Linked DNA regions of Homo sapiens: region 2 is linked to region 1. The links are chromatin loops, found by intact Hi-C in ENCODE. Cell type or tissue: ascending aorta. All regions are shown on one strand. Each heading gives the region's core, and the rest is flanking DNA. Links, peaks and the distances in the headings are about the cores only. Region 1 holds the start of LINC03146 (long intergenic non-protein coding RNA 3146). Region 2 has its middle 54 kb from the start of LINC03146.

Region 1 (15,415 bases), core at 3,936-11,935:
TGCCTCCCTACTTGATTGCCCCTTCCCAGTTCAAGGCATACTTTAGGGCCCACTTCTTCAATTCCTGCCACTGAAGGCTAATTCCGTAGATAGTTGTGGACCTGCTCTTGGGCAGAACAAGGCCTGAAGAGAAGAGGCAGCTGCAGAGCCTGGCAGTCTCTCAGGGGCTCGGCCATCAGGACTGCATCTGAGCACACAGGGCCAGCCAGGTGGGGAAGGTCATGGCGGGAGCCCACACCCTACACTGGGGAACTGGCTGCCAGAGAGTTGGCCCTGTCTGCCTCCAGGCAGCTTGAACATCAGCTCCTGGTTGGGAGAAACCTTATTCTTAACTCTCAGAGTTAAGAGCCCATGGATACCCTCACTCCCAGAGAACAATGTATGCACTCCACATTTGGAATTTATTTTCCTAGTGTTGGATATAAACTCCTGGCATCCACTCTTGCTGAGGTTGTCTTCACAGACCTTTGTCCAGCCTGCCCCTGGTAGCCACAGGGGATCTTCCTAAAATGCAGATCTGACCCAGGCTGGGCCTTTAAACTCTTGACTGCCCTGGGCCCTCCCCTGTCTGGACCCTGTCCAATCCCTCCAGGCTTTCCCAAGCCCAGACCTCCTGCTCTGGTTCTTCTCCCCACTCTTCCATGATCCAGCTGGCCCTCCAGCCTCCTCCTAGGCCTGCTAAAAGAAATATATTTATGTTTTTAAAGAGAGAGTCGGGGCCAGGTGCGGTGGCTCACACCTGTAATCCCAGCACTTTGGGAGACTGAGGTGGGTAGATCACCTGAGGTCAGGAGTTCGAAATCAGCCTGACCAACATGGTGAAATCCCATCTCTACTAAAAATACAAAAATTAGCTGGGCATGGTGGCACATGCCTGTAGTCCTATGTACTTGGGAGGCTGAGGCAGGAGAATCGCTTGAACCTGGGAGGTGGAGGTTGCAGTGAGCCAAGATCGTGCCACTGGACTCCAGCCTGGGCAGAGCAAGACTCCATCTAAAAAAAATCAAAAAAATACAAAGAGAGAGAGACTCGATTTTTGAAAATATTAAGTAGTGAATAGCACAGATGATTGGCAGTTGTGGCACAAATTGTGAGAGTGGTTTGCAAAGACTAAGTTGGAAAAGCAATGCAGAAAGATGGAAGGGACAGAGGGAAGAGATCAAGGGGCCAGAAAGGGGTCTTGATCAGCTCTTTGGCATTGACAGTGTTCGTGTGCATGACTCTCTAGCTCCAGACCTGGAGGGCAGGCGGGGCCAGTCACATGTTTGTCTCTTAATCAATTGTTATGATTCAGAAACAATGAGTGGCAATGCTCAGGTGTGTCAAGGAAGAAAGGCTCTAGGTGTGATGTAAGTCTGGACAGATGACTATGAGTTTGCCAAGTTGGGTGAGGGGGGCAGTAAGGGTATCAGAGTATGAAGCAGTTTCCAGTATTTTAGGGAAACTGACACAATCAAAGCATAGCAGTGCAGGGACAAGGTTAGTTTTGCTTGTCAGCTATAGGACAGCTGGGAAATAATGTACCAGAGAGTGCAAGGCAAGAGGCAGGAGGAGCAGGGTGGAGGCTATGACATTATTAATATTCATTCTACTTTGCCCATGGTATTAATTATTATCATTTATAATTGCCACATCATGTCTCAGAACATTTTATTCAATGAAAATAATCATAGTTAATATTCACAGTCATGTATACCTCACCTATTCTACCTTCTTTAATTCTTATAATCCTGTAAGTTTGGTTCTACTCTAATCATCATCCTTATTTTACAGAAGAGGAAACTGAGGCACAGAGAGGTATATAACTTTCCCTAGGTTGCACAGCAAGTTAGTGCAGAGCTGGGATTTGAACCCAGCAGGCTGGCTCTAGGAACTGTGTTTCTAACCACTGCACTGCCTTTTCCCTCGCCTCACAGGTTCTCAAACATCTACTGAGGACCTACTATGGCCCACTGCCTGTCCTATGCTTTATGCATAGGGATAAGTCTGTGTATTGAAGGAGCTTTCAGTCTAATTAACTATTTCCCTGTGGGTGGACACTTAAAGTCTTTTCTCCTTTTAAAGATAGCTCCTCGAGGAATGAAGCTTTTGTAATCTCAAAGCTGGACAAAAACTGTGCATCTAGTGGGTCAGAAGTTCTGCTTCATAGGCTGGGCGTGGTGGCTCATGCCTGTAATCCCAGCACTTTGGGAGGCCAAGGTGGGCAGATCACTTGAGGTCAGGAGTTCGAGATCAGGCTGGCCAACATGGAGAAACCCTGCGTCTACTAAAAATATAAAAATTAGCTGGGCGTGGTGGCGCACGCCTGTAATCCCAGCTACCCAGGAAGCTGACGTGGGAGGATCACTTGAGCCTGGGAGATGAAGGTTGCAGGTGAGCCGTGATCACACCATTGTACCCCAGCCTGGGTGACGAGTGAGACTCTGTCTAAAAAAAAAAAAAAAAAAAAAAAAAAGGAGTTATGCTTCATAGCTCTTGTTCATGCTTTCAGATTGCTTTCCAACAGTGCAGAGTCCATTTAAACCACAAGCACCCGTGTGTATCTGCGAGTGGCAATCTCGCCAGAACCTCACCAGCACTGGGCATTATCTTGCCAAAAAAGTTTTGGTACCCCGTGAGTTCCACAGGCAGCTTCTTCCTCTGTAGTGTTCACATCCCCAGTCTAGTCACAAATGAAGGGAAAAGCTTGTTAAAGGTGGATGGAATATTAAGTTACAGAGAGGATGGAGGATACACGTACAACTGTGAAGTGGGCCAGATTCACGGGGCTTTTGCACTTAGACTGGGAAAAGTACTGTCTTTCTTGGGTCTAATCTGAAAATGTTCCCTTGAGGCAGCTAGATTTCAAGAGCAAGAGGCTCAGACAGAGAACATGTAACTTTGAGGTGAGATGTGTAAGTAAACAAGGAAAGAAGACAGATTGGGAACATTTCTCCCCAAACATTCCACAGATAATAAATATTCCACATTATCATTTAATGTCACCAACCTCTCTTGTTCCCATCACATTGTATTATAATTGTGTATACATCTGTCTTGTGAGCAGACCAGGAGTCTAGACATTTTTCCATCTAGTTTCCTGACGTAGATAGTGACGTACTTTGTGTGGCATGATGTGCCAGACACATGGAAGATTCTCTGAGAACACTCGTTGAACTGGTCTGAACATCCCACACTATTGTATTATGCTGGTTCCTAACACTCATACTGCAATATAATTCTGTGAAGAAGAATCACATGCACTCTTTTCTTAGCGGGGCAGCAGGGCAGGGGGCAGGTGGGAAAAGGTGAGCAAGAGGGAGGCAAATCTTGAAAGCTGTGCAGGGGCCAGGTGCGGTGGCTTATGCCTTACGCCTGTAAACCCAGCACTTTTGAAGATTGAGGCAGGTGGATCCCTTGAGCTCAGAAGTTTGAGACCAGCCTGAGCAACATGGTGAAAACCCGTCTCTACCAAAAAAATAAAGCAATCAGCTGGGGTGGTGGTGCACCCCTGCAGTCTCAGATACTTGGGAGGCTCAGCTGGGAGGATCACTTGAGCCCAGGAGGTGGAGGCTGAAGTGAGCTGAGATTGCACCACTGCACTCCAGGCTGGGTGACAGAGGGAGACCGAGTCTCAAAAAAACAAAACAAAACAAGTTATGGGCACGATGGCTCATGCCTGTAATCCCAGCACTTTGGGAGGCTGAGGCGGGTGGATCATGAGGTCAGGAGTGTGAGACTAGCCTGGCCAAGATGGTGAAGCCCCATTTCTACTAAAAATACAAAAGTTAGCCAGGCGCGGTGGCGGGTGCCTGTAATTCCAGCTACTTGGGAGGCTGAGGCAGTAGAATCGCTTGAATCCGGGAGGCGGAAGTTGCAGTGAGCTGAGATTGCACCACTGCACTCCAGCCTGGCGATAGAGCAAGACTCCGTCCCAAAAAACAAACAAAACAAAACAAAAAACTGTGCGGGTTATGGCAGAAGTCCACTGTAAGAGATATTCAGAAGCCCTCAGTACTAGGGAGAACATGGAACAGAGTTTCTGTTCTTTATTTCTCTTATCTCACCCCCCAGGGCCTGGATCAAAGCCCAGTGCACAGAGGGGCTCCACAAAACCACACCAGTCACCTGGCACCACCAGGGTGGACCCCCAGACCAGGGTAGGCCCCAGCCTGTATTGAGACAATAAGCAGACACAGTCCTGCAAAGCTAGGCCCAGCAACCCAGCCTGCAGCAGTGGAGATGCATTGATTTGCATCTGAAAATAAGCTGCATCTGTATCTGCCACTGCTTCAAAAGGAGAGAAAAAAGGGGTTGTTAGCAAAGCTGGTGGGCAGGGTTGCAAAAGGAGGCTGAGTCTGTGGCTAACTGGGTTGTGCGCCGCATCAGACATTTGTTCATCTGTCCTAAGAGCCTGAGGGTGGTGGAGATGTTTGATGACAAATAAGGTGGTTGAGGGGGTCAGGGGTGCCAGAAGGACCACAGAGGCCACACGGGAAGACAGAAGCTTTGGATGGGGCTGCTTCCTGCCCTGGGGATGAGGAACAGGTGAGGGGGCGGGTGAGCAGGTGTCGAGGGAGGGGTGACTTGAGGCTGACAGTGCACTCCTCAGAGTGGCAATTCCATGCAGCCTGCTGTGCACCTGTCAGCCTCTTGTCATCACAAACTTTTAAAAAGCCCAGAAGATGCATGCATGTCTCTGCGCTCACAGATCCACATGTAAAGTTATTCTCCATGGAGGTTCCCACAGCACGCACCCAGACATGTACCATAAAGCAAATCTCCCTAACTGTCCAGCCGTAGGGAGGGACAGGTTCACCATGTGGCAGGATGTTAGGAGCCTTTACAAAGAAAGACACGAAGCTGTAGGAAGAGAACACAGAAGTTCCAGAATGGTAGTTCAGTGATTATAATTGTATATATGTATATATACATATATACAAATGTGTATCTATATACACATATATCTATATTTACATATATATAAAATGTGTTGCAAAGCTTAGAAGGATGGATTTATACCAAACTCTTTTTTTTTTTTTTTTGAGGCAGAGTTTTGCTCTTGTTGCCCAGGCTGGAGTGCAATGGCGTGATCTTGGCTCACTGCAACCTCTGCCTCCCGGGTTCAAGCAATTCTGCTGTCTCTGCCTCCCAAGTACCTGGGATTACAGGCATGCACCACCACGCCCCACTAATTTTGTATTTTTAGTAGAGACAGGGTTTCTCTATGTTGGTCAGACTGGTCTCGAACTCCCGACCTCAGGTGATCGGCCCGCCTCAGCCTCTCAAAGTGCTGGGATTACAGGTGTGAGCAACTGAGCCCAGCCGTATACCAAACTCTTAATAGTGTGAACCCAAAATATATGAAACAGGTCTCAGTTAGTTTAGAAAGCTTATTTTGCCAAGGTTAAGGACATGCCCATAACACAGCCTCAGGAGGTCCTGATGACATGTGCCCAATGTGGTCGGGGTACAGCTTGCTTTCCTTTTTATTTTTTTTCTTTTCTTTCCTTTTTTTTTTTTTTTTTTGAGACAGAGTTTCGCTCTTGTCATCCAGGCTGGAGTGCAATGATGTGATCTCAGCTCACCAAAACCTCCGCCTCCTGGGTTCAAGCTATTCTCCTGCCTCAGCCTCCCAAGTAGCTGGGACTACAGGCATGCGCCACCACGCCCGGGTTAATTTTGTATTTTTAGTAGAGACGAGGCTTCTCCATGTTGGTCAGGCTGTTCTCAAACTTCTGACCTCAGGTGATCCACCTGCCTCGGCCTCCCAAAGTGTTGGGATTACAGGCGTGAGCCACTGCACTTGGCCGCTTTCATACATTTTAGGAAGACAATACATCAATCAATACAGGCAAGGTTTACATTGGTTTGATCTGGAAGGGCAGGACAATTCAAAGTAGGGTGCAGCTTCCAGAGGTCAGATTTTAAAACTTTCTGATTGGCAATTGATTGAAAGAGTTATTATCGGTAGAAAGGAATGTCTGGGTTATGATAAGAGGTTGTGAAGACCTAGGTTTTGTCACACAGACGAAGCCTCCAAGTAGCAGGATTTAGGGAGAATAGACTGTATTGTTTCTTATCAGACCTAAGGTCCCCGTTGGTGTGAATGCTGGAGGGTATAATGAGGCATCTCCCACCCCCTCTTCCATCGTGGCCTGACTAGATTTTCAGGTAACCCTGGAATGCCTTTGGCCAAGAGGAGGGGTCCATTATTTTTGGTTTACAACAGTGAGAAGTGAGTTGGGGGAGAATTGGACTTTTGTTTGGGTTCTATTTTATACACATCTCTATTGTTTGGATATTCTGCAGCAAACATTACAAATTTTTTTAAATGCTGAAGTCAAATTGATGCCTTCAAGTCTATGAACGCTGTCATCCCAGCAAAGCACAGTGCACCTGCTTTCCCATGTGTTCTGGGCATGTCCTCACAAGTTGGGGTGAGACAGAGTTGATCCCTCTGCCACTCTGCCCACTCCTGCCAATGGCTGTGCTTCCTGGCAAGTCATTGGCTCTTCTGAGCCTCAGTGTGCCCACCCATAATGCAGGCAGAGGCATCTCAGAAGCTCCAGAGTCACTGGGAAATGGCACATGGGGTGGCAGGAAGGTGGGAGGGGGAGAGAACAAGAAGGCACTATGTTAGCAAAACTCAGCATGAGGGAGGGCCAGCTGCAGCCCAGCTCCTTGGCTGCAACCACAAGGGAGGGCAGGGAAAGAAGAGGAAGGAAAGAAAAAAGGAGAGGAGCCAGGCCTGGTGGTTCACTTTGGGAGGCTAAAGAGGGCAGATCACTTGAGGCTGGGAGTTCGAGACCAGCCTGGTCAACATGGTGAAACCCCATCTCTACTAAAAATACAAAAATTAGCAAGGCTTGGTGGTGTGCATCTGTAGTTCCACCTACTTAGGAGGCTGAGGCAGGAGGATCGCTTGAACCTGGGAGGTGGAGGCTGCAGTGAGCCAAGATTGTGCCACTGCACTCCAGCCTAAGCTACAGAGTGAGACTCCATCTGAAAAAAAAAAAAGAGAGAAAAGAAAAGAAAGAAGAGGAAGGGCTACTGCACTCTGGACTCAGTGCCCTCCTTGGTCTCACACCCTTGCTGACCTCCCTCCTGGCACATGAGGTCTTCATGCTGCTCAGGCCCATGGCTGACCTCCTCTCCTCTGGAGTGGTCCATCCCTACCAGATCTCCTCCTGTCCAGCTGAGCAGACCAGGCCTATACAGGCTGCTTCTGGCTCCACTGAGGCCCAGGAGCTTACACCTTTGGACCGGGTGTCAAAAGTGTCCTTCTTATTAGCAAAAAGAATTTTGGAGGGAAAAACAAATGACATCCTCAGACATCCTAGGGCAGAGTCAGAAGCAGAGAGGAGACTGAATGGGCTCGGGTGGGTGTGGAAGGTCACTGCAGGCCGCCATAGGACAGGCCTGGGCTCACAGGAGCAGGATGTGGGGAGGGGGATTGCCAGGCAGGGGTGGGGACCAAAGTGAAGGCCACCTGGTGGGAGCCAGTCAGAGGGGTGGGGCAGGGTTAGATCACAAGGGAATCCAATGCCAGGGGGCCAGGGGATGTTTTGCAATGTGGGCAACTGAACCTGAGATGTGACAAGACCAGTGATTTGGCGACCTGCCCAGGCAGGCCCAGCCCCCAGGGTATTGAGATGACACATTCTAAACTCAGGTGACCCGGGCCTTGGGAGTGCACTAGCAACTGGCTGTCAGTCACGGGGCTCTTCAGATATTTGTCACGTGAATGAGCCAGACAGTAAGTGGAGATGCCCTTCCTAGTCACCTACTGCCGGCGTTCACGCTGTGAACCAGCGAACTAGGCCACCGGCCTGACCCAGTTTTCCCTGTGGCCTGCCAAGCCAAGGAGAAGCAGACGCGGCCGGCGCAGGCGTCCAGGGTGACTCGGAGGCGTGGCTCTGCAGTCGCGGCTCTGCAGTCGCCTTGGAGCGGCTGCCCTTCCGACCCCGCCTGGGCTATGACTCATCTTCGGTGGAGGAGAAAGGGGCCTTTGTGAGCGCCCAGCTCCGGCGTCTCCTGGACAGCACCGCCCTCCGGTGGCCGCGAGTCAGGAGGGCTGGGGAAGCCGCCCGAGAGGCAGCGCCCGAGCTCCCCACGAGCTGCTGTGCCATTGGAAGCGCCAGCGCCCTCCCCTCGGAGTCCAGCCAAGTCGGGGGGAAGACTGGGAGAGAAATCGTCACCCCCTAGAGGGCAAGTGGGCTCAGCCCTAGGAAATGCTTGTTTCTCCAGCCCCTCCCAGACGCCCCGGGGAAACGGCATCCCAGAGCTCCGCTCCCTGGAGGCCCCTCCAGAGAGGGACCCGGGGCCCCGCCCCGCAGCTGGAGAAGGGGTGAATGCCTTTCCTACCTAACGCCTGGTCCGCGGCCCTGCTTGTTGCGTCTCCAAGACCACGTGTCTGCTGCATTTTAAAAATAGTTGTGAACATCTGACTTTCTCCTTTTGTGAGTTGCCTATTCATATCCTTGGTCTGCTTTTCTATTTTCTATTTTTTCTCTTGTTGACGTACAGAAGCACTTTAAAAATGTCAGTTCTGTCGAATGTGTTGCAAATATTTTTCTAAGCTTAGAATTTTACCTTCTGATTTTGTTTTTGGTGATATTTGATACACCACACGACATTTTGATGTGGGATGACCTTTTGATGTTTTTCTTTTTCTTTCTTTAGTTTTTTATTTTTGAGTCAGCGCCTCACTCTGTCACCCAGGCTGGAGTACAGTGGCGTGATCTTGGCTCCCTGCAGTCTCCGCCTCCCGGCTCAAGCCATCCTCCCACCTTAGCCTCCCTAGTAGCTGGAACCACAGGTGCACACCACTACGCCCGGCTAATTTTTGTATCTTTTGTAGAGAGGAGGTCTCGCTATGTTGCCCAGGCTGGTCTTGAACTCCTGGGCTCAAGCAACCTGCCTGCCTTGGGCCTCCCAAAGTGCTGGGATTACAGGCTTGAGCCACTACTCCCGGCCTTGATGTTTTCCTTTATTCTTTCTCCCTTTTGTTTTTTTTTAATTGTAAAACTGCTCCCATCTGAGTATCACACAGACATTTCAGATCTATATTTTTTCTTTTCTGCTCCTCTTCCCCCCTTCCCTTCCTCCATTTCCTCTTACTCCTTCATTTGGCTTTTAAACCCACCTGGGACTAATTTTGATATAAACTGGAAGATAAAGATCTAAACTTATTTTTTTCTGAATAGTCAACTTTTCATATGTCATTATTCAGGCTTTCTCTCTTGTTTGTTTGTTTGTTTGTTTTGAGACAGTCTTGCTTTTGTCTCCCAGGCTGGAGTGCAGTGGCACAATCTCTGCTCACTGCAACCTCGGCTTCTCAGGTTCAAGCGAGTCTCCTGGCTCAGCCTTCCCAGTAGCTGGGATTACAGGCGCGTGCCACCATGCCCGGGTAAGTTTTGCATTTTTAGTAGAGATGGGTTTTCGCCATGTTGACCAGGTTGGTCTTGAATTCCTGACATCAAATGATCCACCCGCCTCGCCCTCCCAAAGTGCTGGGATTACAGACGTGGGTCACCATGCCCAGCCCAGCCTTTCTCTTTTAGTAGAATATTTCCTCACTGGTTTGAAATATCACTTTGATTATAAACTAAATGCTCGGGCCTATTTCTGGCCAGGACCCTGACCTTATACATTAAGCCAAAGGATATGGACTTCTTAAAAAAATCATATTAGGCCGCTAATTATGGATTTAGGACATTTATTCACATTGTTTTAGGCTCCAACTAAAAGCAGGCTTGAATGAAGCAGCTGCACAGGAAAACTGGATAGGAAAGATTTCATTTAAAAGGACATAAACATTTTAAATTCTTTTTAAAAATTTATTATTATTTATTTTTAATAGAGACAGGGTCTGGCTTTGTTGCCCAGGCTGGCTTTGAACTCCTGGGCTCAAGCAGTCGTCTTGCCTCAGCTTCCTAAAGTGCTGGGATTACAGGCATGAGCCACCACACCTGGCCAACATTTTCTTTTCTTTTCTTTTTTTTAATTTTCTTTTTTTTATTTTATTATTATTATACTTTAAGTTTTAGGGTACATGTGCACAATGTGCAGGTTAGTTACATATGTATACATGTCTGGCCAACATTTTCAATTCTTATTATACAAAATGTCAAACCTTCCTCCAGAATGGACATAAATAGACTAATGCATATCCTCCCAGAAGCATATGAGAATGCCCTTTTCACTACACCGTTCTGAGGTTGAGTATTATTTGTAAAACTATGTCCTAGTTTGAAAGGAAAAATAGGATCTCATTGTTCTCTCATAATTTGCATTTCTTTAATGCTTGAGAGTGAATTTTTTCATGGTCATTTATAAAATACCTAGATATAAGCTTGACACAAAATGTGCATGTCCTATAAACAACAAAAACTTAACTAAGAGGTTTTAAATAAAGTTTACATACATGGAAAGGCATGTGATACTCGTGAATGGAAAGATGCCAGTTCTGGCCAAATTAATATATAAGTTTTGTGTGATTCTTTTTTTTAACACATTTTTTCTTATTTTTAAAAAAATTAGAGACAGCCTCTTGCTGTGTTGCCCAGGCTGAAGTGCAGTGGTGTGCTCATGGCTCACTGTAACCTCAAACTCCTGAGCTCCTGTGATCCTCCCACCTCAGCCTCCCAAGTAGCTAGGACTACAGGTGCATGCCACCACGCCCAGCTAATTTTTGTATTTTTAATTTTTTTTGTAGAGATGGTGTCTTGCTGTGTTGCCCAGGTTAGTCTCAAATTCTTTTTTTTTTTTTTTTTTGGAAAGAGTCTCACTCTGTCCCCCAGGCTGGAGTGCAGTGGTGCGATCTTGGCTCATTGCAACCTCCACATCCCTAGTTCAAGCAATTCTCACGCCTCAGCCTCCTGAGTAGCTGGGATTACAGATGTGCACCACCATGCCCAACAAATTTTTTGTTTTTTAGTAGAGACGGGATTTTCCCATGTTGTCCAGGCTGGTCTCAAACTCCTGAGCTCAGGCAATCTGCCCACCTCAGCCTCCCAAAGTGCTAGGATTACAGGCATGAGCTATTGTGCCCGGCCTGGTCTCAAACTCTTGTGCTCAAGCGATCCTCCCACCTCAGTCTCCCAAAATGCTGGGATTATAGGTGTGAGCAACTGCCCATGGCCAGTTTTGTGCAATTGTATTAATAATAAAAATTCCAATATATTTTTGGGGAATTTTGCATAGTGAATCTAAAGGTCATAGACAAGTGGGGACAACCAAGAACACTTTGAAAAAAATGGCCAGCGAAGGAGAACTTGTTCATATTAGCAGGTGTTCTAGAAAGACCCTCTAATCTCCCTACCCAGCTGGGATTTTGAAGAGATGTTGTAGTGAAGTTATTATTTTCAGAGACATGGGCCAGGTTAAGGGAACCAAGAGGGGAAGTTGAAGCTTGTGCAACAGCAGGACTCCATTAGCACCCCAGACAGTTCGGAGGGTCGGCCACACCCAAGTTACAGCCCTAGGGCTGCAGTCACTGCCAGAACCACAGCAAAGCAGGGAGGGAGCAGGACAAATACATACCCCCTCCCCTCCTGTCACCTGTCCCCCTTGCTGTTGCCTCCTGATGGCTGAACCTTATTCAAAGTACCAGGGGAAGTTAAGTGATTCAATGCTTAGGGCTGGCTCAGTCTCCGGGGGCACAGAGAAAGGTAGGGGAGGCTGCAAAGAGTATCTGGGGACACAGAGATTAATCAGGACATGCGGTAAGTCCACCTTGGGACACTTTTCTAAGAAAATCATCTGCCATATGCTGAAATACTTTTTACAAGTATATGGACTGCAATATTACGTTCTGTTTCAAACAAGCCAACTTAAATGTTCAACAGCAGAAGATTCATTAAATAAAAAATGTTATGTCGGCTGGGCACGGTGGCTCACGAGTCATCCCAGCACTTTGGGAGGCTGAGGCAGGAGGATCACTTGAGGTCAGGAGTTCAAGACCAGCCAGTCCAACATCGCAAAACCCCGTCTCTACTAAAAATACAAAAAATAGCTGGGCATAGTGGTGCATGCCTGTAGTACCAGCTACTGGGGACGCTGAGGCAGGAGGATCACTTGAGCCCAGGAGGTTGACGCTCAGTGAACTATGATTATGCCACTGTGCTCTAGACTGGGTGACAGAACGAGACCCTGCCTAAAAAAAAGAAAGAAAGAAAGAAAGAAGACCTGAAAGGAGAGTCACCAAAAGGTAAAATATACTTATTTTGGAGTGTGGGACTGTGAGCAATATCAATTTCTTCTTTAAACTTTTTTTGGGTATTTTTCAATTTTCCTTTTATAGTCAGAAATAAATCCAAGAAATAGGTGCAACCTCGAGATAAACAGGACTCAGGATGCTGAGAATGTTTCCACAGCTCACCTTCAGGATTGTCCATGTTCCACTTTACTGTTGAACGTGAACTTCATGTGTCAGTTCTCTGTGGCTGTGCAGCAGATAGTCCCATAATTTAGGGGCTTTAAACAGACAATGATTTTTTTTTTTTTTTTTTTTGGCAGTGTCTGGTTGATTGGGCGGTCTTTGCCTAGGGGTGGCTCATGTGGCTGTGTTCACTGGCAACAGGCTGGTGGGAATGTCCAAGAAGGCCTCTTGTATTTGCCTGGGGCCTTGGGGCCAGGCACCTCTGTTCTCCTCCAGGAATCTCCTGGTTCCTCTCACAGGGGGATGGCCTGGACTTCTTGAGAGCATGGTGGCCTGCTTACAAGAGCAGGAGCCCCCCTGTGCAAATGTCTATCAAGCCCCTGCTTACATAGCTCTTGCTAATATCCAGTTGGCAAAGCAAATCACCCGGCCAAGTCCAGAGTCTGCATGAGAAGGGGCTACACCAGGGTGCAAGTAGTAGGAGGTGGAGTTGGGTGGGGCACTGGTTAGCAGTCCACCACATTTCTTCATAAGGCAAAAGCTGATTTCATCTGCTTATGTAAACTTCATCAAATATATCGCTAATGCTGTGTTAATCTTTTAGAAGAAAAACAATGTCCCCAAGAGTCCACCTCCAAGAGAACAAGCAACTTCCTAGCAGATGCTGAGGCTTGCAAGACTAATCTGGGCTTGGAAGTGTTAAAAGAAAAGATTTTAATTTAAAAAGCAAAGAAAGGGCCGGGCTCAGTGGCTCATGCCTGTAATCCCACCACATTGGAAGCCAAGGCAGGCAGACTGCTTAAAGCCAGGAGTTTGAGACCAGCTTGACCAACATGGCGAAACCCCGTCTCTACTAAAAATTGGCTGGGCATGGTGGCCTGTCCATGTGGTCCCAGCTACTTGGGAGGCTGAGATGGGAGAATCACTTGAACTGGGGACCCAGAGGTTGCAGTGACTTGAGATCGCACCACTGCACTTCAGCCTAGGCAACAGAGCAAGACTGTCTCAAAATAAAATAAAATAAAAAGCAAAGAAAGTCCTTGAACCCATTGGAAACATCTTTCAAGGAGCATGAAACCAACCCTTTTATCACGTAACAAGTATTAATGGAAAGACATGAGACGTTGCAAAGTATTACTAGATGCTGGAGTCTAGAGATTATCTATTTGACATTTAGGCAGAGAGCAAGGAAAAAACACAAAGTACTAAGGAAGCAGGGAGCCTCTCTAAATGCTGATAAGACGATGAACTGCGTTAGTCGGGGAACACTTTGGGAGACTGAGGTGGGTGGATCATTTGAGGCCAGGAGTTCAAGACCAGCCTGGTTAACATGGGGAAACCCATCTCTACTAAAAATATCTCTCAAGGCAGCCTCTTGGTGAGCGAAAGTTCTGAGGCAACCCGGTGGAGGGTTAGAGTTCCCCGATGGGCAGGCTTTGGTTTGCAAATCAACTGGTAACCCTCAAGAAGAGATCCGTCTAGGAGAACATATAATTAGATGAACTTGCCTTGTAGGCATCTGCTGAACTGCGAGGTAAAAGGTTATATTTGCATGTCTAAAGGAATGAGTAGGAAGTGGGAAACTGGGGAACCGGGGAGTGAGAAAAGAAGAGAGAAAAAAATAATTAAACCATCTCTTAGAAAAACGGGGCTACTCAGTTACAATCCCTCAGCTAAATACCCCCGGAGTGTGTTTGACCCAGGCTCACAGCCGTCCCTGGTGGGGTTGAGCCCCAGTTGCCCACTGCGGTTAACTCAGACTTGTAGGGCTTTCCTCTCTTCCGGCCTCACTGCTCCCCTTCCTCACTGCCTTTAGATTTCTGACCTCTACTTGCTGATTTACCTTGAGCAATTACTTCAACTCTGTGCTTAGGGACCTCGTTTGTAACATAGGGTGGTTACATAGTGGTAACATAGGTACCTGCTATGATGAGGAAAAAAGAAGGTAACATGCACAAAGTGTTTAGAACAGTACCCGGCATATAGTATGTCCTCAAAAATGTCAATCATGACTACATAAATAGAACAAGTACGCAGGCCACAGGAAATAAAACTCACCCAGCCAGCTTCGGTTTCCACCTCTATGAAATGTACATCAAAATGCCTATTTTGAGAGATCACTGTGAGGGGTACGTTGAATGACATAACCTATGTCAGGTACAAAGCACAGGGCTTGGCCCAGATGGGGCCACTGCTGGACAAGCTAACTGCTCTATTTTCATCAAGCGGCTGTGCTATCAAGAGAGAATGACCTCTACCAAGCAAGAAGGGCCAAGAGTTGGGGTGCAGATGAGACCACTTCTGACTCCCAGGCCACTTCCTCCTTTGTCACTGGAGAAAGGTGCGATTTCAGGCAGGTCATGTCCCTTGGGCCTTGGTTTTAACATCCCTAAAAAGGAGTGATTGGATTTGGGGGATTGCTAAATGACGTCCTACCGGCTCTAAAGATCTAGGGAGAGCCCCTGTCCTGAAATGGACACACACACACACACACACACACACATTCCTATACACACATAGACACACACATACACACTATATACACACATACATTCACACATACACAATACATACATATACTCACACATATACACACATGCTCATGTAACTGATGGGTTTTTCCTTCCTGCTGCACAAATAAAGAACACACCATAGCAGTAGGGAAAGAATTTAATTGACTTGTAGCCAGCCACACCACACAGGAGATGGAGTTATCACTCATATCAATCTCCAAGGCTCAAAGGCAGTTTGGGTAAGGGGTGGGGGTGGCCAGCCAATGGGTGCTTGCTGCTGATTGGTTGGAGTGGAGATGAACTCAGAGGGGGTCAAAGCTGTTGTGTTGAGCTGAGTCACTCCTGGGTGGGGCCACAGGAGTCATCAGGTCCAGGTGGAGTCATGGGTGTCAGACATGCAAAAAATATCTGAAAAGATATCTCAAAAGGTCAGTCTACAATAGTGATGTTATCTGCAGGATCCCCCTGGAATAATGGCTACACCTTATCAGAAATCAGATTCCTCTTCTCTCCCTAGTCTAATGGCCTTTCATCAGCT
Region 2 (15,415 bases), core at 2,756-10,755, 52 kb after region 1:
TCATATATTAAAAATATTTAAAAATTTCTCCTGAGACTTCTTCTTTGACCTGTGTGTTACTTAGAAGTGTGTTGTTTAATCTCCAAACATTTTGGGATTTTCCAGCTATCTTGCTGTTACTGATTTCTAGTTTAGTTCTGTTGTGTTTTGAGAACATATTTATACAGGAACAGGATTCTATCCTGGACATTGTTCATGTTACGCTGTAGAGGCTCTGGTTTCTGTTAGTCCTCCGAAACATGTTGATTTCTTTCTTTTTATTAGGCAATTAACTTCAAACTCTGCTCTTCGGTGGCAGCTCAAACCTCAGTTCAGTTATTTTCCTCTGCTAAAGTATTTTTCATGCATGTGTGGTTCAGGGAGCAGTGAGAGATTTGGGCAGAGTTTACAGATGGGATCTGGAGCCACCCCCTTTCCGAGCCTTTCCTTTATGGCACTCCCCACTTCACTTTCCAGTGGCTGTGGTTGCTCTAAACTTTGTACTCTGATTCTTTAGGCCAGAAAGACCGCAGGTTCCCCAAGTGTGCTCTGCTGACTGCAGCGCACCTTCAAGATCAAAGCCAGAAAAACAGATAACTCACCATATGTCATGCCCTTCTTCCAAGTGTTGACTCCCAGCCAGGGCCTACTTGCTTTTATTCACTCTTCAGTGCCTCGCGTTGGTTTTGGGTTTGTTTTGCTTTTTCGTTTTGTTTTGTTTTTGTATTTTGTCAACACTTTCTATCTGTGGGATGGTCAATTCAGTAGGATCTTAGTTCTCGTGGAAGAGAAATCCCCCAACCCAAGTCATAGAAAGGTAACGTCACTGACCTGTGGCCACTCAGCTAGCAAATTGAACGGGTATTCCAACCCAGGACTAAGCAACACCAGTCTCCTCCGCCCCCAACCCCACATACTTTTTATTATGTGGATCTGTCTTCCATCTCTTATTTGTCAAAAGTCCCAGAACTACTTACTCTGACTTTTCTCTTTGCATAAAATCCATCCAGATTTAGGAAGAAGTTTTATTTATTGCCTTTTGTGCATTGTCTCTCCTGTGAAAGGATGATGATTAAAGTGCCTCGGCTTTGAAGTTAAAAATACCTGTGTTCAAATCCTGCCTCTGATATATATGTGATCTTGGACAGGTCGTTCCAGTTTCCTTATCTGTAAAATGGGGGAAACAATAGTATTGACCTCAAAAAATGGTGGTGAAGATTAAATGAGATATTTCACATGAAGCTCAAAGAACGGTGACTGACCTCCAGTAAGCAGTCAATAAATGAGACCTCAGGGGTTTTTCCTACTCTGAGGTAGGGGAGTACTCACAGTGGGATGCTCCATCAGATATTTTTCCAAGAGGAGGGTACATCAGGGGCCTGAGCCCAGGACACTGTTTGAGAGGCTGGTCCTCTTGGGATGCCAGCCTTATTAAGCTGGGGCTGCTGTCATGTCAAATGGAGTAGCACAGGAGCCTAGAGTGGTCCATGTTTTTCGGGGAAAGAAACCCAAGCCCAGAGAGATTCAGCTCCCATCTGAGATCTGTGCAGAGCTGGGAGTGCAGCCCAGCTCCCCTGAGCTCTGCTTCCAAAATCAATGGTATTTTTCTTCTGTTGAATGCCCATGTTCCTCACCGGGGGAGCTTCGGGTGCAGGGCCTGGGCGCAGGGTGGGTGTGGGTGGCTCTCAGAGGCCAGGGGGCCCAAGAGGAGGAGCTGTGAGTACTGCCATCACAGAAGGTGGATGAGGAGGAGATTTCTGTTTTATTTTTCTCCAGCAGGCTGGAACGATTTCTAGAAGGAACACAAAGAGAGGCGGAGAAGCCACTGAAGAAAGAAAGAAAGGAGTAGAGGCTGGGAGCAGGGGGCGGCGTGGGGAATGCAAAGGAGGAAGAGGGGAGTGGCTGCTGCTGGCCGGAGCCGGCGTCTCTGGTTTTGGTCTGGCCGTGGGCCAGCAGGCAGCGGACAGCACAGCACGACGGGCTTGGAGAGCTGGCAGGGCGCTGCGACAGAAAGAGGACGCCGGTCAGGGTGCTGGGGGAGGGGACCCTCTGCCCACCCAACCCCGCCTGGCCAAGGAAATGTCCGTGTAGTGAGCAGTGACCACATGATGCCCTTTCACCCGCCTCACATGTTTAATTAAAAAAACAGAAAAACAACCTCCTTCTAGACAGTCTTATGGTCTCTGTTTTTAGATGGTGTCACAAGGCTCAGAGAGGGTAAATGAAGAGCCCGAGGTCACCCAGCTTGTAGGTAGCAGAGCGGGGATGCTCCTCACCCTGCACGGAGCAGCCTGTAGCATCATAAGCTGTTGCTTGCCCTGACGTGGGGAGCCAGGGGGATGGCGGACTTCTCAGGTTCGTTTCTCTGCCCACACCTGGCAGGCTGTCCCTGAAAGCTGTCCTCTTTCATCATTTATTCAGCCATTCATCCATTCATTCCTGAGCATTCGAGGCTGCGTGCTGAACCCTGGGGGACCACAGTGAACAAGCTAGATACCACCCTTCCTGCGAAGAGCTCGAGGCCAGTGGGGGTCCCTAAGGAGAGCCGGGAACATCAAACCTGCGGATTGGGAGTAAATATTAAATCCAGTTCCTCTCCCCGATTTACATGCACACACACGCACCCGCACAGTCCCTTCATCTTCTGAGTGTCATGGGAACGGGGACTTCTAGCCCTCGGCGGTGGCCAGCAGCACTGGCAGCCGCCCAGCCGCAAGGGGACGCTGTGAGGGCAGCGAGCAGGATTCCCTAGGCCCTCGCCCCCTGGTGGCGGCAGCGGCTCCTGCTCTGCTCACCACGCCCCTCGGTGATTTCTGGCCCTCCCCCGCCCCGGTTGAGCCTCTTGGGGGCCTCTTGGGTCACCACTTCTCTCCCTTCCTGTTCCAGCCCTGTGGGGAGGGCCTGTTGGCCTTCACCTAGGCCATGCCCTGGTGTTGCCACAAAGCGCCTTGGAGGCCGTATCTCACCAGCCGGCAGGAGGTCCCTGCATCAGGCCTGGGCCTCAGACACATTCTCTCCTGTGATCCTCTAGCCAGCCTCTCCCCCGTCCCCCCTTCTGATGAGCCAAAGGTTCTGCGCCATGCATGCTCAAGCTGGGACTGCCGCTGTCCTGGACAGAGACCAGCTCTAAATCAGGCAATTTAGAGCCAGGCGTGGTGGCCTGCGCCTATGGTCCCAGCACTTTGGGAGGCCCAGGCAGGAGGATTGCTAGAGCCCAGTAGTTCAACCAGCCTGGGCAACATGGGGAGAACCTGTCCTACAAAAATGAAAATAAAAATATTAGCCAGGCGTGGTGGCCAGCACCTGTAGTTCCAGTTACTCGGGAAGCTGAGATGGGAGGATTGCTGGAGCCTGGGAGTTGGAGGCTGCAGTTAGCCGAGATTGCACCGCTGCACACCAGCTTGGGCAACCAAGCAAGATCCTATCTCAAAAAATAGACAAATTTTAAAAATCAGGCAGTTTAGGTGAGACTCAACTGCCAGTCAGCTGAACTTGAAGCTAAGGCTGTCTTCCTCAAGTTGATCTCTTTTCTGAATGGCAAATCCTGGGGAAAGCAAGGGAGCAGTGGATTTGGATCTTTTAGCCTTCTGCGGTCCAGGGATCCGAGTTTAGGGGAGGTAAAAGGAAGACAGCAGACGCAGCAATTGCATGCCAGGCACTGTGCTGCTGGAGCTCCTCAAACGGTTTCTCAGTCCTGACAATGACTCTACAGTGGGACTTATTTTCTGTCTTTTACAGAGGAATAAATGGAAACTCAGAGAGGTTAAGTAACTTGCCCAAGGGCACACAGCTAGGAAGTGGCAGATGTGGGATTCCAGCATCAGCTCCTGCCCCTCACCACATTGCAGTGGCTTCTGGTTCTCCCGTCCCACTCTCTGCACTCTACAGACAGCACCGTGCCCTCCTCCTCCCTGTCTCCATGCTATTGGACATTCCTCCTCATCTTCTCCTCCACTTCCCTGCAGACAGTCAGGGCCACCTTGCCCCTTAGTACTAGTGAGGGTTTGAAAGAGAAGCACAGCACATTGGGGCCACCAACAGGCTAGGACTCTATGGTCTAGGTGACTGCAAAACAGAGCTATCTGGATAGATGAAATGACCTCTCCCTGAACCACATGGCCCGAGCTCCAGACCAGAAATGAGCTACCGATGCTTGAGAGAGAGCCAGGCACAGAGAAAAAAAGCTAGAGGGATGCTTTGGAAGATGAGATGCTCTGATGGGTGCCAGGGGCTTCGCATGTGATTGGGAGGCCAGATTTCTCACCACCCATTTAGCCTCAGACACAGGCTGCTTTCAGCCAGTGTTATAAGTAGCTGGGAATATAAAAGTTGGGCAGGGAGAGCAGAATCCAGCTTGGTCCTGGGCTGGGAAACATGGATTGGGGGTGGGGGGATAGTGGCTGGTCTGGTACCAGGCTTATGGTTTGCTGGAAAGATCTGTCTCCTCCAGCAACAGCTGTGAGAGAGAGCTGGGTTGTGAACTACCCTGCAGGGGAAGCCTCCATGGGACCCTGGGATTCACACGCACCCTGCTGTGGGTACCCAAGGGTACCTAACTCCATTCTAGATGTCAATGGATCCTTTGCAAAGGTTAGGGTGCTCTGAGACCTCTGCTGAAGGGAAGGAAACTCACATGCATTGAGCATCAACTCCGTGTTGGGCACTGGGCAGGTCATGATGCCATCACTGAAATAAAGGCATCAATAGCCACCACATCTTGAGCATCTGCTACATCAGGAAGCGTGTTAAGCACTTTGTTGTGTTATGATTGCTGACATCAACAGTAACACAGTAACCGTAGCTACAACTTCTTTTTTTTTTCTTTCTTTTTTTTTTTTTTTTTGAGATGGACTTTTGCTCTTGTTGCCCAGGCTGGAGTGCAATGGTGCGATCTCGGCTCACCGCAACCTCCACCTCCCAGGTCTAAGCAATTCTCCTGCCTCAGCCTCCCTAGTAGCTGGGATTGCAGGCGTGCACCACCACGCCCAGCTAATTTTGTATTTTTAGTAGAGACAGGGTTTCTCCATGTTGGTCAGACTGGTCTCAAACTCCCAACCTCAGGTGATTGGCCCGCCTTGGCCTCCCAAAGTGCTGGGATTACAGGGGTGAGCCACTGCACCCGGCCTTTTTTTTTTTTTTTTTTTTTTAATAAAGACAGGGTCTTACTTTGTTGCCCAGACCGGAATGCAGTGCCACAATCTTGGCTCACTGCAACCTCCACCTTCTGGGTTCAAGCGATTCTCCTGCCTCAGACTCCGGAGCAGCTGAAATTATAGGTATGCACCACTGCGCCCAGCTAATTTTTTTTATTTTCAGTAGAGATGGGGTTTCTCCATTTTGGCCAGGCTGGTCTCAAACTCCTGGCCTCAAGTGATTCACCTGCCTTGGCCTCCCAAAGTGCTGTGATTACAGGTGTGAGCTGCCATGCCCAGTCAGTAACTACAACTTCTTGAACATCTTTTATGCTTTAGGCACTGGCTTGGGCTTTACAGATCATTATTACCATCATCACCGTCATCATCATCACCATCAGACTACTGACAACTGCTGTGTTTGGCACTTATTAGAGACCCTTATGTTGTCTAGTTTAACTTGATTCTTAAATCCACCATGTGAAGGAAGTATTCTTACCCCATTTTGCAGATGAGGAAACTGAGGCACACAGAGGTTAAATGACTTGCCCAAAATCATTTAACTTTGAATTCAGGTCTATGACTGCAAAGCCTTAACTCTTCCCACCATATGTCCCTTCCTAAGGAAGCAGATGCTAAGGAATGTTCATTGGCTGAATGAATGAACAAGCAAAGAAACGCAGCTGTCCGAGGTGATGTGTGGAATTTCCAAGCCCCAGGAGGTTAAGCGGGTTGTTGAAGGTCGCAGAGCCAGACAGCAGTGAGGTAAGTAAGGAGTCCCGGCTCTGGTCTCAGTGCAGGCTTCCCTCACAAACCTCCTTGCTACTTTGAGCAGAAGCAACCTTGTTTTGGCAGCTGTTTTGCCCTTACTCATGCCTGGGATAACAGTGGACTCCCGATTTGCATGCCAACTCATTTCCTACCCTTCAGGGAGCTGGGCAGGAGGCCCAGCACTGGGTCCTGCCAATCCCCAGGCGAGCTATCAATGGCAACTGCCAGCTAGTCACGGGAGAGTCATTTCATTCTCTCTCCCTTTTTCTCTAAGTCCTTCCAGCAGGAGGACTCTCAGAGTTCCTGCTGGATGAGTAGGTATCCCCTGGGGCCGCAAGGCTGGACAGGCACCTTGGACCTCCCTATCCAAGCCTCCTGGGGCTTCCACCGAGGATCAATATGAGGGTGTGGAGACAGTTTTGTGGCCCTGGGCAAATTGAAGTCCCTTCTCCAGGTCTCAGTTTTTACGTATCTCCCAAATGGGGGATTGGGTGAGCTGGCCCTCCAGGTCTGCACTCTGTTTCCTGGGCTCTTCTCTAATGAGCCTGCCTGTGACATTGTGCAGTTCCCCCAGCCTCACTCTTGCTGGGAACAAGGCCCAATTTGGACCTTCTACCAGGGTGGGAAATGAGTCGACTGGGAAATTAGAGACTGCTGTGAATCCAATCATGAGTAAGGGTGAAATTGATGCCAAAAGTTTCTGCTTGAAGCAGCAAGGGGTTTTGTGAGAGAAATCCTGAGCTGAAAGCCAGAGGAGGCAGGGGGGTCTCTGACATAGGTTATCTGCTGCTGATCAGGGGTTCCCTGGTGGCAGGTGACAGAAACCCAATTCAAGCCAGCTTGAAAAAAGATGCATTTGTTGGCCCACAGAACTATGCAGAATAGGCAAGATTTAAACACCACCCAGCAAGCACTCTCCCCTTCCTCCTTAACAACAGAACCCCTCTATTGTTAAGGGATGGTGAGGTGTGTTTCACAGATTTCCCTGCACATGGGAATGGCCAATGAGCTAGAAATGGAAATCTTTGAGTGGGGCTTCTAGGATGCTCTTTAAAGGGCTGACCCCTGCCTCTTCCCTCATCTTTCTGCCTGGAAGGTAGGCTTGAGGACTGGTGCTGGGGCAGCCATTTTGAGGCTAAGATAATCATCTTGGGCTAAGAGAATCCCAAAGAACTTAGCCCTGACACTGAACCAACACGAGCAACTGCCTGTTTCTGAAGTTCTCTTCATGCGAAAAGCCACTGTGGTCAGGCTTCTGTTACTCATGGCTCAATTCAGTTTCCAGGTGATACACCTTCATTCCTTGGGACTGGCTTCTTCACTGGAAGAAAATATGTCTCCAGGAGCTCTGGGCTTACTTCCTCAGAGCTTTATAGCCAAAGAGGAAAAAGAGTGTCTCCCCCTGCTTCAATTTGAAAACTCATGGAGAAGAACTCTGATTGGCCCAGCTTGGGTCATGTGCCCCTCCCTTGGTGACACTGAAGCTAGAAAATGAGGCCCTTTGATTGACTCAACTTGGGTCACATGACCTCCCTGTGGCTGAGAGGATGGGGTCTGTTGAAGGAGAAAGGGAAAAGGGATGCTGGATAGGTAAACAGAACAGTGCTTGGAGCTGCACCTGACTCTGACTCCATCGGTTGCTGTGCCTCTGGCTTTCAGCCATGTTAGCACCACCCAGCCAGAGGATGTTGGGTCAATTTGCTCAGGACCCCGAGCAAAGTCTATATTCCTTCCAGCAGGGTTATTGCTACTATTGAATGATGGGGTTAGATATATTAAGTGCCTACCATCTTGCCAGGCACAGAGATAGTGTCCTTCCCATTCCTGTGGGTGGGAAGAGCCCTGAGATTCTCTCCTGGGCTCTATCTGTCTTGATGTGCCCCCATCAGAGGGAAGAGCCCCTCCCATCCTTACCTAAGCCCCTGGGGATTCAGGGCCAGGAAGCTCCCCTTGGGGGGAGTCCAGGGAACTGCCCAACAGTCAAGAGATGGGCCTGCTCTTGCTGGGTGCTAACCAGGTGATCTTGGGTGACTCGCTCAGCGCATCAAGTCTCAGTGTTTTGTCTGCAAATGCGGACGTGCTGTGGTGGGCGCACCGTGGTAAGGGCTAACAGACATGCTGTGTGGAGCCCACTAAGCACAATGCCTGTCACTCAGGGAAGTCCCACTAAATATTTGCTATTAATAATTGGTCTCGGTAATAGTTAGACTCAGGCTTGGCCACCACAGAAAGCATAGCCCCAGAGTGGCCCTGAGTGGAAGGGAGGTTTTTGTTTGTACCCTCCAGCCTGGTGAGGATGGAGGAGGCCTTCTCTGGCTCTCGCAGCCTGGATACCAGATGGCATGTGATCTGGCCTGTCCCTGTCCACAGGAAGCAAGTGATGAAGAAGAGGTTGAAAGCTCTTAGTGCTGCCAAAGCAGAGGGGTTGTAGGGAGGAGACTCAGAAGAGATGCAGGGTGTGGGCCACTGTCACTCACCCACTGAGGGCATCCTCTGTCGGCCACATCACCACTCCAGGTAGGCCAGCCCTGCTCTTGCACAGGTTGGCTGATTGGGAGCAGATTCTGACTACAGCCAACTGGGGCAGTCAGCCCGGGCAACAGGAACAAGGAGGCATGGCCACTGTACTGAGGGTTCCTTGCGCTCCAGCTCAGGGTTTAGAGCACGACTCTGCAGTTAGCCAGCCTGGGTTGAACCTGTTATTAGTTGTGTAACATGCACACTTTTTATTTTATTTTATTTTATTTTTGAGACAGGGTTTCTCTCTGTTACCCAGGCTGGGGTGCAATAGTGCAATCAGGGCTCACTGCAGCCTCCAACTCTTGGGCTCAAGCGATCCTGCCTCATCCTCTCAAATACCTGGGACTACAAGCAAGCACCACCATGCCTAGCTAATTTTCTTATTTTTTTGTAGAGATGAGGTCTCAATATGTTGCCCAGGCTGCTCTCAAACTCCTGGACTCAAGTGATCCTCTTGCCTCCGCCTCACAAAGATTTGGGATTACAGGCATGAGCCACTGCACCTGGCCTAACCTGGACACTTTATTTATTTATTTTTATTATTTTTATTTTTTTGTCACAGTCTTGCTTCTTTTTCTTTCTTTCTTTTTTGAGACAGAGTCTCACTCTGTTGCCCAGGCTGGAGTGCAGCGGCCTGATCTCAGCTCACTGCAACCTCTGCCTCCCAGGTTCAAGCGATTCTCATGCCTCAGCCTCCTGAGTAGCTGGAATTACAGGCGTATGCCACCACGCCAGGCTAACTTTTTTTTGTATGTGTATTTTTAGTAGAGATGGAGTTTCACCATGTTGACCAAGCTGGCCTCGAACTCCTGGCTTCAAGTGATCTCCCTGCTTTGGCCTCCCAATGTGCTGAGATTACAGGCGTGAGCCACTGTGCTCAGCCCTGATATAGTCTTTGATTATAAAAAAGAACAAAGTACTGACACATGCTACAATATGAGTGAATCCTGCAAACACTACCCGGAGGGGAAGAAGCCACACACAGAATATCACATAGGATTCTATTGATATGAAATGCACAGCTGGGCGCGGTGGCTCACGCCTGTAATCCCAGCACTTTGGGAAGCCAAGGCGGGCGGATCACGAGATCAGGAGATCGAGACCATCCTGGCTAACATAGTGAAACCCTGTCTCTACTAAAAATACAAAAAATTAGCCGGGTATGGTGGTGGACACCTATAGTCCCAGCTACTCGGGAGGCTGAGGCAGGAGAATGGCGTGAACCCTTGAGGCAGAGCTTGCAGTGAACCAAGATCGCACCACTGCACTCCAGCCTGGGCGACAGTGCAAGACTCAGTCTCAAAAAAAAAAAAAAAAAAAAAAAGAAATGCACAGAATACAAAAATCTGTAGAAACAGAAAGTAGAACTGTGGTTGCCTGGGGCTGCCTGAGAGGAAGGGATGAGAGGGTTTTGGAGGATGACAGCTATAAGATATGGGCTCCTTTTGTGGGTAATGAAAATGTTCTAAAATTGATTGTGCTGATGGTTGCGTAACTCTGTAACTATACTAAAGACCATTGAATTGCACACTTTAAATGTGTAAATTGTATGGTATGTAAATTTATCTCAATAGAACTGTTACCAAAAAAAAAAAAAAAAAAGCCTTTCCTCAAGGAGTTTTTTTGGAAGGATTGGTGTTTTAAGAAACTTTGGAAAACAAAGATGTAAACCAGGCCAACTGGGTCCCCCTGGTGGCCTGGAGGACAAGGTTCTCCAGTGGACCCTGAAGAACTACCCACCAACAGTGAAGCCAAAGGGGTTTTTTTGTCAAGAGTGCCATAGTCAGGGTAAGTGTCCTGCACGATGACATTCCCTCCTGACAGGCACAGAGCCAGGGCTGGGTAAGTGTGTAGCAAATCTTCACCCCCATTTATCTGTGCATGTGGCCGACAACGACCTGATGGCCGTGCTGAGCACCTGGGCAGCGAGGACAGGCCTTTCATGTACCAGCCTCACCTGGGAACCAGCAGGCAGTACTGTGCCCGTCCTGTAGGTACCCTCTGTCCTGGCCAAGGGAGCCAGTCAAGAATAGCGCAGGCTGGGAAACCAGTTGGGAAACCAGATGGGAAACTCTGGAGCTTGGGGAAGAGCAGACATGGGTTTTGTTCCCAATTCTCCTCCTTTTCTGCGTGACCTTGGGTGCAGTGTTCAGTTTTTCTGGGCCTTAGCTTTCCCCATGTGGAAAAGAAGTAAATCCTGCTCTTCTCCCTCAACAAGGCTGCTGGAGAAATCCAAACTGAAGACCGGCAAGGTTAGAAGGGACTCCGATGGTTGAATCTGTTCTCACTCTCCTCAGGTGATCTGAGGGATGCTGTCCAGTGCCAGGGAGTGTACTACCTCCCATTTCTTTCTTTCTTTCTTTTTTGAAAGTCATCTTAGTATTTCTTTTCTTTTCCTTCCTTCCTTCCTTTCTTTCTTTCTCTTTCTTCCTTTCTTTCTTTTCTTTCTTTCTTTTGAGATGGAGTCTCACTCTGCTGCCCAAGTGGGAGCAAAGTGGCACAATCTCAGCTCACTGTAAACTCTACCTCCTGGGTTCAAGCGATTCTCCCTCTTCAGCCTCCCGAGTAGCTGGGACTACAGGCATGTGCTGTCACGCCTGGCTAATTTTTGTATTTTTAGTAGGGATGGGGTTTCACCATGTTGGCCAGGTTGGTCTCGAACTCCTGACCTCAAGTGATCCACTGGCCTCGGCCCCCCAAAGTGCTGGTATTACAGGTATGAGTCACCATGCCTGGCCACTACCTCCCATTTTATTGCTAGACAATGTGGCACTCAGGAAGCCCTTCCTTCTATTGTACTGATTTCTGATTTCTGTGAGCTCTTCCCATAGCCTTGATTCTCCCCTTGGGCCTCATGAAATGGGACTACCCCCGCGCCATGATGCCCCACAGGGCCCACTTCACTCAGCCCTCTGACTCTCCTGATGCCAGGAGGCCACTGCACTCAGAGCAAGATTGCACATTCCTGCCTTGTTCAGAGTCAATGTCCTGTGGCATTCCAGCCTCCAGCCTCCTGGCCTGTCCCTCATCTCCCTGACCTGGGACATCTGCCCGGCCTCCCATCACCTCTCAGGCCTGCTGCTCTATGATGCCCCAGGCTGCTCCACTTCCCAGTTGTGACTTCCACTTGCTGCTCAAATGAACACTTATCCTGACTTCCGTAAGGAACTCAGCCTCCACCAGGCCCCAGGAGGCCCCTTCCCACCCCACTTTGCTGACATTCCTTTGGGGTAGTCCTAGCCTCTGCAGAGTGGCACCCTGGACAGCCCACCAGCTCCTTAGAGACACTGACTGCACCCATTCCTCTCTGTGTCCCCATCTAATGGTGAACCCCAAGTCCATCCACATCCTCCATGAGTGCAGCACCTCAAGCTGCTTATAGGCCCAAGCACAGCCTTACCAGGGCAGCCTGACTATAGCAGGGCCAGGCAGGATAGAGGAGCATTGCCTCTCTCTCCTTCTAGGAGCCACCTTTTTATTAACGCCCACCTGTCTAAGATCATGGAGAGAGAAATCACTTGTCATCTTGGACTGCCATTCTTCTTAGGTGGCCTGGTATACCCATGTGGCACTATTGTCTCTCTTGTTCCATGCCCTGATGGGTATGAAGTCCTATCAGACAAAATCTCCAAGACTGATCTCTCCCTCACTGTGTGGCTTCATCTGGTCCCTTCCTGTGTTTCCCAGAAGTTGGGTTCTGCCACTGTTGGGCCTCCTTAGATCTCCAGCCTGGCATCCAGGCCATCCTCACTCCCATCCTGCCTTGGCCTTTCCTGATATGTCAAGGGTCTCAGCCCACCATGGTCCCCATCTGGCTAGAAGCACTCACATCCCGCACATGGCTGCTGTCTCCGTGAGTCACTGCACAATGACATGTTCATTAGGACAGCGGGAGCTCATTTTGCCAACTCTGGAACCACGGGAGCCGGCTAAGTTTAGAACAAGCCTTGAGCGTGAGGATGCTGTGTTTCTTTTCCTTCTGGCAAGACACGAGACTCGAGCTATTCTTTTCATCTTCATTCTCCCAGACAAGCCCTAAGCTTCACTTACTGCTAGATCTGCCTACATCCAACATAAGCTCCTCTGTAATTAAGAGGAGAAACTCCCCCAAGGTTGAAAAGCATTGGGTTATGGGAATGTTTTAAGGAATATAATGAAGAGTCTGAACATGGGATGATTTAAAGACTTAATGCAGGTGTTCTTAACCCTGTTTCTGTGGATGGGTTTCATGGAGTGCAGAAACCCCCTTAGTTCTTGTATGACTGTGCATTTCCCTGGGGAAAAGGGACTTTATATATATATATATATAAGTCCATAGGGTGTGAAATTGTGGGAGGGGGAGTCTACCTGTCTAGTGTCCAACAGTGGTCAGGAAATTAGTCCCTGTGCTAACACCTCTGCCTTCCATTGCATAGTCTGACCATCAATGTGATGGCTGCTCTGTCTTAAGGGCCATTTGGGATCAAAAAGCCCAGAACTCAAATTTGAGATTGACCATTTGTAGTGTGACCTTGGGAAGGTCATCAAACCATTCAGAACTTAATTTTCCCAATTAAATTTTTTTTAATTTCCAGATTAATAAATCTGTGCCTCTACACCCAAAGAAGAGTTTGGGAAAGAAAAGAACTAACACTTATTGACTATCTAATGTATATCAAGCCTTCTGTTTGTAATCATTTTCCTTTTCAAACTTTACATGCCCCAAGAGTCTCCAAGAGTTGCTATGAGAGCTCACTGAGAACAAATATTTAACAACTGTCTAGGTACCGAGGATACAGCAGTGAGCAAAACAGATGAAGTCCTTGTCTTTGTGGAGCTGACAATCTAACAGGGCAGACAGACAATAAGCAAATAAATATGTACAATGTCAGGGCAAAGGGTGGGATAAGGGGAATGAAGAAAAGTGGAGAGGAATGAGAGAAGGCAGGATATGTATGCTATTCTGTGACAGAGTGACATTTGAGCAGCAAACTGAAGATGTTAAGGAGCAAGCCAGCCTCTGGTAAAAGATAATTCCAGGAAGAAAACTGCAAGCACAAGTTCTGAGATGGGAATGTGTCTGGCTTATGATGAGTGGTCAGTGGGGCTGGGGCAGAGGAACCTAGGTGAGAGAATGATAGGAATTCAGGACAAAATAAGACCCAATTAAGGGCTTTGGATGCTAGGACCACGGATGTAAACATGTATTGCAAGTATTAAGCACTATGCATGATAGATGCATCTCTCCATTCATCTGTCCTTCAGGACTTGAGAGTCTTAATTTTTTTAAAGCATATACATTTTAATTTTTATTTTTTAAAAATAGAAACAGAGTCTTGCTTTGTTGCCCAGGCTGGTCTCAAACCCCTGGGCTCAACGGATCCTCCTGCCTTGGCCTCCAAAAGGGCTGGGATTACAGGTATGAGCCACCACATCCAGCCTATTATACTTTATAAAGATTTATATTATATACAGTAAAATGCTATGGATTTTTAACACATCCAATATAACCACCAGCTAAATTGAAGTATAGAACATTTCCATTGCCCCAGAAATTTCCCTGGTGCCCTTTTCCAGTGGCTATCCCAATCCCACTCCCCAGAGGCAACCATTGTTCTGATTTCTGTCACTGGAGTTAATTTATTTCCCTGTTCTTGAACTTTGTATAAATGGAATCATACAGTATATATTCTTGCATAAGGTTTTTTTCATTTGTTTACTATATATTGTTCCTCAGTTTTTAAAATTTTTAAGTTTGTGGGTACATAGTAGGTATATATATTTATGGGGTACATGAGATATTTTGACACAGGTATACCATGCAAATAGTCACATCAGGGTAACTGTGGTATCCATCACCTCAAGCATTTATCCTTTATTTGTATTAGAAACAATCCAATTATTCTTTTTTATTTTAAAATGTATAATAAATTATTGTTGATTGTAGTGAATTCTAGACCTTATTCATTCTATTAAATTATATTTTTGTACTCATTAACCATCTTCACTTCCCCGCCACCCCACTACCCTTTCCAGCCTTTGATAACCTTCATTCTAATCTCTAGCTCCATGAGTTTAATTGTTTTAATTTTTAGCTCCCACAAATGAGTAAGAACAGACAAAGTTTGTCTTTCTGTGCCTGGCTTATTTAACTTAACATAATGACCTCCAGTTCCATTCATATGGTTGCAAATGATAGGATCTCATTCTTTTTTCTGACTGCATAATACTCTTTTGTGTATATGTTCCACATTTTCTTTATCTGTTCATCTGTTGATGGACACTTAGGTTGCTTCCAAATCTTGGATATTATGAATAGTGCTGCAATAAACATGGGAGTGCAGATATGTCTTCAATATACTGATTTCCTTTCTTTTGGATATATGCCTTGCAGTGGGATTGCTGGATCATATGGTAGTTCCATTTTTGGTTTTTTAGGGACCCCCAAACTATTCTCCATAGTGTTTGTACTAATTTACTTTCCCACCAACAGTGTAAGAGGGTTCCATTTTCTCCACAGCCTCACCAACATTTGTTATTGCTTGATTTTTGGATATAAGCCATTTTAACTGGGGTGAGATAATATCTCATTGTGGTTTTGATTTGCATTTCAGTGATTATTAATGATGTTTAGCACCTTTTCATATATCTGTTTGCCATTTGTATGTCTTTTTTTGAGAAATGTCTATTCAGACCTTTTGCCCATTTTTTAATCAGATTATTGGATTTTTTTTCCTGTAGAGATCCTGGTTATTAATCCCGTGATAAATGGATAATTTGCAGATATTTTCTCTGATTCTGTGGGTTGTCTCAACTTTGTTGATTCTATCCTTTGCTGCAGAAAACTTTTTAACTTGACATGATCCCATTTTAGCTTTGGTTACCTGTGTTTGTGGGCAAGAAATCTTTGCCGAGTTCAATGTCGTGGAAAGTTTCCCCAATGTTTTCTTTTAGTAGTTTCATAGTCTGAGATGTTAGAGTTAAGTCTTTAATCCATTTTTATTTGATTTTTTTAATATGGCAAGAGATAGGGG

Evidence for each region. A loop is a pair of places that touch in the nucleus more often than their neighbours do. Peaks named below come from ENCODE experiments on the same cell type or tissue, not always from the same donor. Only the 100,000 strongest peaks of a DNase experiment are listed, where the experiment ranks them.
Region 2: it touches region 1 in a loop (8-fold over the local background); 5 of 110 quality-filtered maps call a loop at or near these places.

Annotation. Positions count from the first base shown.
Region 1 is chr17:27,324,987-27,340,401 of GRCh38, forward strand. LINC03146 (long intergenic non-protein coding RNA 3146) reads left to right here and starts at 7,509. Exons shown (of 3, transcript XR_007065677.1): 1 at 7,509-8,441; 2 at 9,274-9,391. RefSeq lists enhancers at 1-188, 189-689, 3,824-4,324, 7,560-8,109, 12,704-13,204 and 5 more and a silencer at 14,440-14,489. In ascending aorta, for the core only: a CTCF peak has its summit at 8,052 (motif pointing left); DNase peaks (open chromatin) are centred at 6,675, 7,615, 8,015 and 8,780; H3K4me3 peaks cover 1,527 bases; H3K27ac peaks cover 3,302 bases.
Region 2 is chr17:27,378,446-27,393,860 of GRCh38, forward strand. No RefSeq gene overlaps it. Among named protein-coding and RNA genes, the nearest start is that of LINC03146, 54 kb to the left of the region's middle. In ascending aorta, for the core only: CTCF peaks have their summits at 2,912, 6,259, 6,482 and 10,113 (motif pointing left); a DNase peak (open chromatin) is centred at 6,056; H3K27ac peaks cover 868 bases.